Linked DNA regions of Homo sapiens: region 1 is linked to region 2. A link is a contact called in ENCODE Hi-C or POLR2A ChIA-PET data. All regions are on one chromosome and are shown on one strand. Each heading gives the region's core, a stretch centred on a gene start or an enhancer-like site at or near the end of the contact. The rest is flanking DNA. Distances are from core to core; before and after follow the strand shown.

What was found. Hi-C counts contacts between places; a loop is a spot of excess contacts on that map. ChIA-PET counts read pairs that join two places held with the same protein, here RNA polymerase II (POLR2A). Pooled maps may share reads with other maps.
Region 1: a loop to region 2 is called in a pooled map, with 2.9 times the contacts of the local background. The contact joins the promoter of ULBP3 here to the enhancer-like site in region 2. A Hi-C loop is called at or near these places in 1 of 37 single-sample maps with no recorded cell type and 8 of 50 pooled maps. POLR2A ChIA-PET finds 5 or more read pairs at or near these places in 5 of 52 experiments (H1, HCT116, OCI-LY7 and 2 more).

What each region holds. Positions count from the first base shown.
Region 1 is chr6:150,067,218-150,070,748 of GRCh38, forward strand. ULBP3 (UL16 binding protein 3) reads right to left here and starts at 1,904. Exons shown (of 5, transcript NM_024518.3): 1 at 1,762-1,904. The coding sequence starts at 1,849. It overlaps LOC124901428 (a long non-coding RNA gene), which reads right to left and starts at 3,056. Exons shown (of 2, transcript XR_007059809.1): 1 at 2,541-3,056; 2 at 2,211-2,433. RefSeq lists enhancers at 1,579-1,628, 1,649-1,728, 2,926-3,531.
Region 2 is chr6:150,166,549-150,170,600 of GRCh38, forward strand. The region is part of intron 1 of PPP1R14C (protein phosphatase 1 regulatory inhibitor subunit 14C); the gene reads left to right. Among named protein-coding and RNA genes, the nearest start is that of PPP1R14C, 26 kb to the left of the region's middle. RefSeq lists a silencer at 1,822-1,871 and an enhancer at 2,522-3,721. Within about 2 kb of position 2,008, at least 2 of the 41 ENCODE cell types and tissues checked have a DNase peak (open chromatin) inside an H3K27ac peak, as active enhancers do; they include OCI-LY7, where a contact is called at or near this core.

The DNA of each region.
Region 1 (3,531 bases), core at 654-3,153, 99 kb before region 2:
TTTGAGAACTGAGCCACATCTCAGACGCAGAGTCCATTACTAGAAGGAGAGCCCAGAGCCCCTGGTGGGCTCCTTCAACCCCACAGCAATTGCAATGACTCCTTCAGCCTCCCCCACAGAGCCAGATGGGTAGTCACTCTGGTAACTGTACACCATGAAACAGCAAATACTCAGACACTCCTAGTGGACACAGTGTGTGATCCGAGCTCTTCCCAGGGATGTGAAGCATTAACTTGCTCCCCTGTTACTCATGAGGTGCATTTGGGGCAAAGTAACAGATGGACTTCTGTGTCAGGTCCAGCTTAGAGGGATGTGCTGGGTTCATAGACCCATTCAATGGTAATTTCACATTTCCTGGATTTCTACCGGGAATGGATAGTGTTTGTAGTTAATGTAGTAACTATTATAGTTTGTGCTGGTCATATGACCTCCCCTGTCACTACTCAACTCTGCTCTTATAGCTGGGATGCAGCCATACACACTCTGTGATGAGGGGTGTGGCTGGACCTGCCACTACAGCTATTTGACCCTGGACTCCCTAAGATCCCAGAAGCATGTGTGGTTGGAAAAGGTGCTATGTGGATTTCATGGCTATTCCCAACCACAGAATCCAACAGGGTCCCCTAGTGCTCAGAAGCAAAGCTGTGCCACTCACAGCAGTGAAATCCCCTCATTTAAAAGTGGCTCCTGCTGTGGTCCTGGGCCCCTGTGGAGATGGGCCTCCAGCTATGGGAGGGCAGTGACCACACAGCCTCAGAGCTGCCCATCACAGGGTGTGCTCCTCACCCTTTAGGTCATTAGGAAGATAGGCCCCACAGTGAGAAGACACAGGTGGGTCTCCTGGGATGGGCAGGAGCAGGGCCACAGGGAACCAAGAAGCTGCACAAGCAGTTGGCTCTGATCCCCAGGACACCACATGGCTACACCCCCCCACCCTCAGGTCACACCTGAGGCTTCAGGGAGGGTCCCTGAATGGCCCCTGGGGACCGTTAATGCTACTCAGCAACAAAGGAGGGGAGCAGTAGGCCCCGAACCATGGGACTCCCCCTCACATTCATCACATCCACACCTCCCAGAAGCCACAGGCAGGGTAGGACACACTTGTGACTCTTCAACTTACACAACTTAGAGATGACACCCTAGGGGATGGGGCAGCAATTGCCAGGACACAGCATGTGCCCTCATCTGGAGTCTGCAACCTAGGACAGGGTCCATTTCAGGTTTCTCTTTTACTTGCAGGTTGCCATTGCCTGCTGTTGCTCTACAAAGGGACGGGACTTGACACAGAGACAGAGAACTCACGGCCAGCAAGGACCAAAGTGCCTTCAGCCTTTCCTTTCTAGAAAGGGTTTGCTGACTCCTGTCTGCTTAGTGACTATTCTATATGACGCTGGCGTCACCCATGTCTTGACCCCAGCTCGGGTTCCGGGGGCTCTGGTTTCTCCTTCCCGAGGACGAGTGGGGCTGCGGGGTTGCACCAGGGATCCCCTCCCCACCTCGCCCTCTGCAGCTTTTTGGCCCCTCCACCCTCCTGCGGTTCTTTTTTCGCCTTCTTTGACCCCCCTCCTGCTCTGCAGGGCAAGCAGCAGCCGCAGGAAGCGGACCTGGCGAAAAAGAGCAGCGAATCGGAACTGAGCGTGGGGGCAGTCCGGGGAGATCGCGCCGGTCCTTCTAGAAGGCTTCCCTCCTCTGAAACCCGCTGCAGTCCACAGCCCCCCAGGTTTGGCCCCCGCCCCGCTTAGGCTCCATCCCCGAACTCACCGGCCCGCCCCGTCCCGGACCAGTCGAATAGCAGGTACGGAAGAATCGCGAGGCGCGGAAGGATCGCGGGGCTGGCGGCCGCTGCCATTGTAGACCAGGAGCGCCCGGGACACAAGGCGCAGTCGATGTGGAGACCAGCGTATGAATCACTTCGGCCCTCGCATGCCAGCTAGTGATTGAGTGTGCTCGGCCCCGTCCGGTCCCGTCCCGCCCCGGGATCCAGGGGAGCCTACGCCTGCCCACGTTTGGAGGGATGCTCCGCCCTATCCCGCCCCGTCCCGCCCTTCCCCGCCCCACCCCAGGCTGGGACCCGGGGAGCCTATGCCTGCTGTGGCTCCGCTTCGTCCCGCCCCGGGCTCGTGGCCTGACAGCGGCCCCCTCTGGCCAACCCTTACCCTCCACCCCAGGCTCCGCGCGGGCCAGGACACGATTCCTTCTTGACCGCCTCATTTAATTTTTTAACACACCATTTATTATTACCCCAATGTAAGCACTGATGCACAGGAAAGCGAAGAAACTTGCACAGGGATATCCAGTGGCGGCTGTGTCCCCCCGTCACTGCCTCCGCCAGCGACACCTGCCCTCCTTCAGCCTGCGCCAAGGAGTCCCCGCCCCTCTCCGTCCAGGGCGCAGCTGCTTCCCAGTCCGGAGCAGACCTTCTTTGCCTCTCCACTAAAAGCATGAGGAATATATAGAATATATATAGAATAAAGTATATTCTATATCCCTTTATGACTTCTGGGAAAAAAAAGAAAGAAAAGAAAGCCCTAGTGGCCTACCGTGATCAGTGATCAAATGATCAATTGTGTTTCCATGGAGAGCAGAAGCCGAGGGAGGGTCTACGCATGCGTGGGGCTCACTTTGCTGTACACCCATCTGTGGCCAGCTACACGCAAATCCATGGCTGCACGCGCATCTCTGCCCTGTCCCTGGATGGTGACTGCAGCCATCCTCAAAGCGGCAACCCGAGTGTATCCTCGTCTCAGTCACCATGGAAACATCTAGATCTGTGGGCAGAAGCCAGAGGGAGGTGATGGGCCCAGTGGCCCTTGGCCGCAAGGGAGGGCTTTAGCCTGGGATGAGGAGTGGACAGAGATCTTGAGTGCCACTCAGGCCCCAGCCACTCAGCCCATTCCCTATTGAATGAGAAAAATCGGCACAGACCTCCCACTCCGTACAGTCTTCATGTTGGGATCACCTGCACCTGGTGATCATCAATCCCGAGGGTCCTGAGGCTGTGGGAAAGAGGAGGAGGCCTGGACAAAGCCCAGGGCCTGTTTCTGCTTCAGGACAGAGTCATGGGAGGGCAGCCACCTCTGTGACTGAGCAGGGACACAGGAGCCTAGAAGATTCTGGCCTGATGCACTAGAGCCCCTGTGCAGGAGGGGCCATGTGGAGGGTAGTTTGGAGGACAACAGACACACAAGGGTGGGCAGTTCTCAGATTTGGGAGGGGCAGAGCTTGGCGGGTCCCAGGATCTGTGTGTGAGAAGAGCCTCCCATGTACAGGGCTGGGGGCAGGAGCCCAGGTTAGTCCTGGGAGGAGGCCTCTGGGAAGGCCCTGGCAGCACCACCCCGAGGCCAGGTGACCTGGGCCAGTGACTGGGGGAACAGGAGGAAGGTAGAAGGAGGCTGGCAGGAGAGCCCCAAGCAGGACAGGAGGAGGGGCTTTTGTGCACACCTGGGCCCTCCTGACTCACCCCTGCTGCAGGCATCTGGCCAACAGACTCAGGCCTGCCCAGGATGGGGATAGAAGTGGCCCAAATGTTAT
Region 2 (4,052 bases), core at 758-3,257:
ATCCCCAAACTGGGGCCAGCTCCAGGCGGTAGCTGTTGGAAAATGGGGCTGCCTCCGCCAGCACTTATTGTCCACCACTGCCCATGTCTGGTGGCTGCAGTTTGAGCTGCTCTGAAGCCTTTTGAGGCCACTGGGAGAGGCAGCCTCCTAGCAGGCCTGCCTCAGGAGGAGGAAGCAGATTGCTAAGGGAACAGGGTGGCTGGTGCTTGTGAATGTTACTTCCGTGATGGGACTGTGATTCTCGTTCTTATTTAGTTAATATCATGTCCAATTTCATTTTCAGCTTGTCTCAGGTGAATATTTTATATATTTAGTGAAACCTCACCAACCTTGAAGTCAGGAATTTTGTAACTCCAGTCATTTGGAACCGAGTGAAGGAACCTAAAGGAAAGCAGAAAGAGGCCAGGCGCGGTGGCTCACGTCTGTAATCCTAGCACTTTGGGAGGCCAAGGCGGGTGAATCCCTTGAGGTTAGAAGTTCAAAAACAGCCTGGCCAACATGGTGAAACCTCATCTCTACTAAAAATACAAACATTAGGCCGGGCGCGGTGGCTCACGCCTGTAATCCCAGCACTTTGGGAGGCCGAGGCGGGCGGATCACTTGAGGTCAGGAGTTTGAGACCAGCCTGGCCAACATGGCAAACCCCATCTCTACTAAAAATACAAAAAAATTAGCTGGGCATGGTGGCACACACCTGTAATCCCAGCTACTCAGGAGGCTGAGGCAGGAGAATTGCTTGAACCCAGGAGGCAGAGGTTGAGGTGAGCCGAGATCGCACCACTGCACTCCAGCCTGGGTGACAGAGCAAGACTCCGTCTCGGGGGGGAAAAAAACAAAAAGCAGAAAGAGTAGCTTTGAGACCCTAAAGAGATACGATATTTTGGGGTATGCTGGGGTATGTTCTTGATTTATTACAGAGGTCCTTGGGCTTCCATGTAGAGCTTCTGTGCTCTTACTTTAGCCACATTTCTAACAAGTTTGGTTTTCTGCTTTTTTAGTTCACTAGATTTAGAAGCAACAAACTAGGCTGCTAGGTATACGTTCTGGGAGAACATCTAGAAGTGACAGCTGACAGCCTGACAGTAAGGGAGGAGACAGAGCATCTATAAAAAGCTCGGAAGACCAGAGCTGTCTTATATACTGTATAAGGCAGAGAGCTCTGAGCCTGTTGCAGCCTGGAGCGTGTCCCGAGAGGCAGTGTGGCAGGACGCCTGGCCACAGGAGTGACCTGAGCCATTCAGACCCCAAAGGCAGGCACACGAGGAATCCCTTAGAGAGATTTGAAGAAAAAGAGTTGAATACTAGTTATCTGAAATAATTTACATATATAGAACCCTTGTTTTCCTTGGGATACTAAACACATAAAAGAACTCCCCCTTTCTCTCCATGTCTCCGTTCTCCCCTTCTCTCCTCCCCTCTTTCTCTCCTTCTCTCCTCCCCTCTTCCTCTCCCCCTTGCTTTCCTCCCACCCTTTCTGCGGCCCCTCCCCTCCCGACTCTCCTCTCCCCCACTCCCCTCCCACCTTGCTCTCTCCCTTTCCGTTTTCACTTCCCCTTTTACTTCCCTCCCCCACTCCTTCTCCCTAACACAATACAGCGTCCCTTTTTTTTTTTTTTTTTTTTGTCTTTGAGGTTCACATATATGCAGTGAGTTGCTGGTGAAAGTTTAACAACTGGCTCTCATGGGAGAAAAAAATCCCTTGATTCGGCCGGGCGCGGTGGCTCACGCCTGTAATCCCAGCACTTTGGGAGGCCGAGGCGGGCAGATCACGAGCTCAGGAGATCGAGACCATCCTGGCTAACATGGTGAAACCCCGTCTCTACTAAAAATACAGATTACCTGGGCGTAGTGGCGGGCGCCTGTAGTCCCAGCTACTTGGGAGGCTGAGGCAGGAGAATGGCGTGAACCCGGGAGGCGGAGCTTGCAGTGAGCCGAGATAGCGCCACTACACTCCAGCCTGGGCGAAAGAGCGAGACTCCCGTCTCAACAAAACAAAACAAAACAAAACAAAACAAAAAAACCCTTGATTCACAGCAGCCCAGTTTCCTTAGTGTAAGTCCTCGCCATGGTTGATTTCAGGTGACCATTGTGAAGTCCCTGGGGAGGAGCAGGGACAAGTACTTCCTCCATACAGATGCAGGAGATGGAAGTAACCTTAAGAGCGTAAGAATAGGCAGATAACACCAAATAATCAGAAAGTCATGTTTTGAGTATTTACAACTTTATTATATAATTACTCTTCTTATACAATTATATAATTTAATTTAAAAATTTAGTAACATTTAACTCAATGTATCAAAAATATTATCATTTTAACATATCGATAGAAAATTATTATTATTATTTGAGACAGATTCTCACTCTGTAGCCCAAGCTGGAGTGCAGTGGTGCGATCTTGGCTCACTGCAACATCTGCCTCCCAGGCTCAAGTCATTGTCCTGCCTCAGCCTCCCAAGTAGCTGGGACTATCGGCACGCGCCACCACACCCAGCTAATTTTTTGTACTTTAGTAGAAATGGGGTTTCACCATGTTGCCCAGGGTGGTCTCGAACTCCTGAGCTCAGGCGATCCACCCATCGTGGCCTCCCAAAGTGCTGGGATTACAGGCGTGAGCCACCGTGCCCAGCCTCAATATAAAATTATCAATAAGATATTTTACACTCCTTAAAAATATCTAACCTTCCATTATAGTTAGAGGTGATCCTATGACAAATTTTGACCAGTGAAATGAATTCACTGCATGGAGTTTTTGAATAATAATTTAATGGTAACTGATTCTGTTGTCATGGGAAACTTGTCTTTTTCCTTACTTCCTGAAATGTAAGTAGAAGAGGAAAAAAAATTAAAAATAGAAACAATAAAATAAGAACTTACATATGACGTCTTTGAACTGTTGAACAAATGCCAATATCCAACTATGTTGGACTTCTCTGTATATGGCAGAAAAAAAATCATATTTAGTCTCCAAACTGCTGTTAAAAGGTTGTCGTTGTTGTTAGATGCTGCTAAACCCAATGGTTGAGTAAAAGAGAAGGTGTCAAAAGCAGAGACCTGCATAAGGTGAAGGCACAGGACAAGTGAATTGTGAATGAAGAAAATTCTAGGCTGATGAAATCGAACATGAAAAGGCCGAAGCGGGAAGAAGCTGAAAGTAGAATGAACCAAGGTTTACTAATTACCAATACCATGCAACAAACTCCCCCACATCTTAGTGGCTTAAGAAATGACTATCATTTATTTTGCTTGCAAATCTGATTTGTGCATCATTTGTTGGGGGTGACTCATCTCTGCCTCATGGGGAATTAATTGATGTGGCAAACTTAGGGCCTGAGTATGTATTTTCAACATGACTTACTCTGCAAACTGTTGGGGCCATGGGCCATTGTGTCAGCTCTTCAGCATACAGGCTTTTCCATGTGCTATTTCGGTTTCCTTGCTGTATGGGGACTGGGCTCTGGAGTAAACATCTCAATACGATCAGGAAGAAGTTGTATTGCTTTTAATGACTTTGCCTTGGAGGTCACATAGTATTGCTTCTGTTCTAATCACAGTTCTAACAAGGCTTCAAGGAAAAGGAACATAGATTTTACCTTCTGATGGGAGGAAAGTCAAGTGAGATCACCTTGTGAGGAAGGGAAGTGGAATGGGAAATATTGTTGAAGCCAGTTTTGGAAAATACAATCTGCCACACAAGAAAGAATAAGAAAATATGGGTGATGAGAACTGAATTCAACACATACTCATTACACTTTTGTCATGTGCTAGTTACTTTTTTTTTTTTTTTCTTTTTTTGAGATGGAGTCTCACTCTGTCTCCCAGGCTGGAGTGCAGTGGCGCGATCTTGGCTCACTGCAAGCTCTGCCTCCCAGGTTCACGCCATTCTTCTGCCTCAGGCTCCTGAGTAGCTGGACTACAGGCGACTGCCACCATGCCTGGCTAATTTTTTTGTATTTTTAGTAGAGATGGGGTTTCAATGTGTTAGCCAGGATGGTCTTGATCTCCTGACCTCGTGATCCGCCCGCCTCGGCCTCCCAAAGTGCTGGAATTACAGG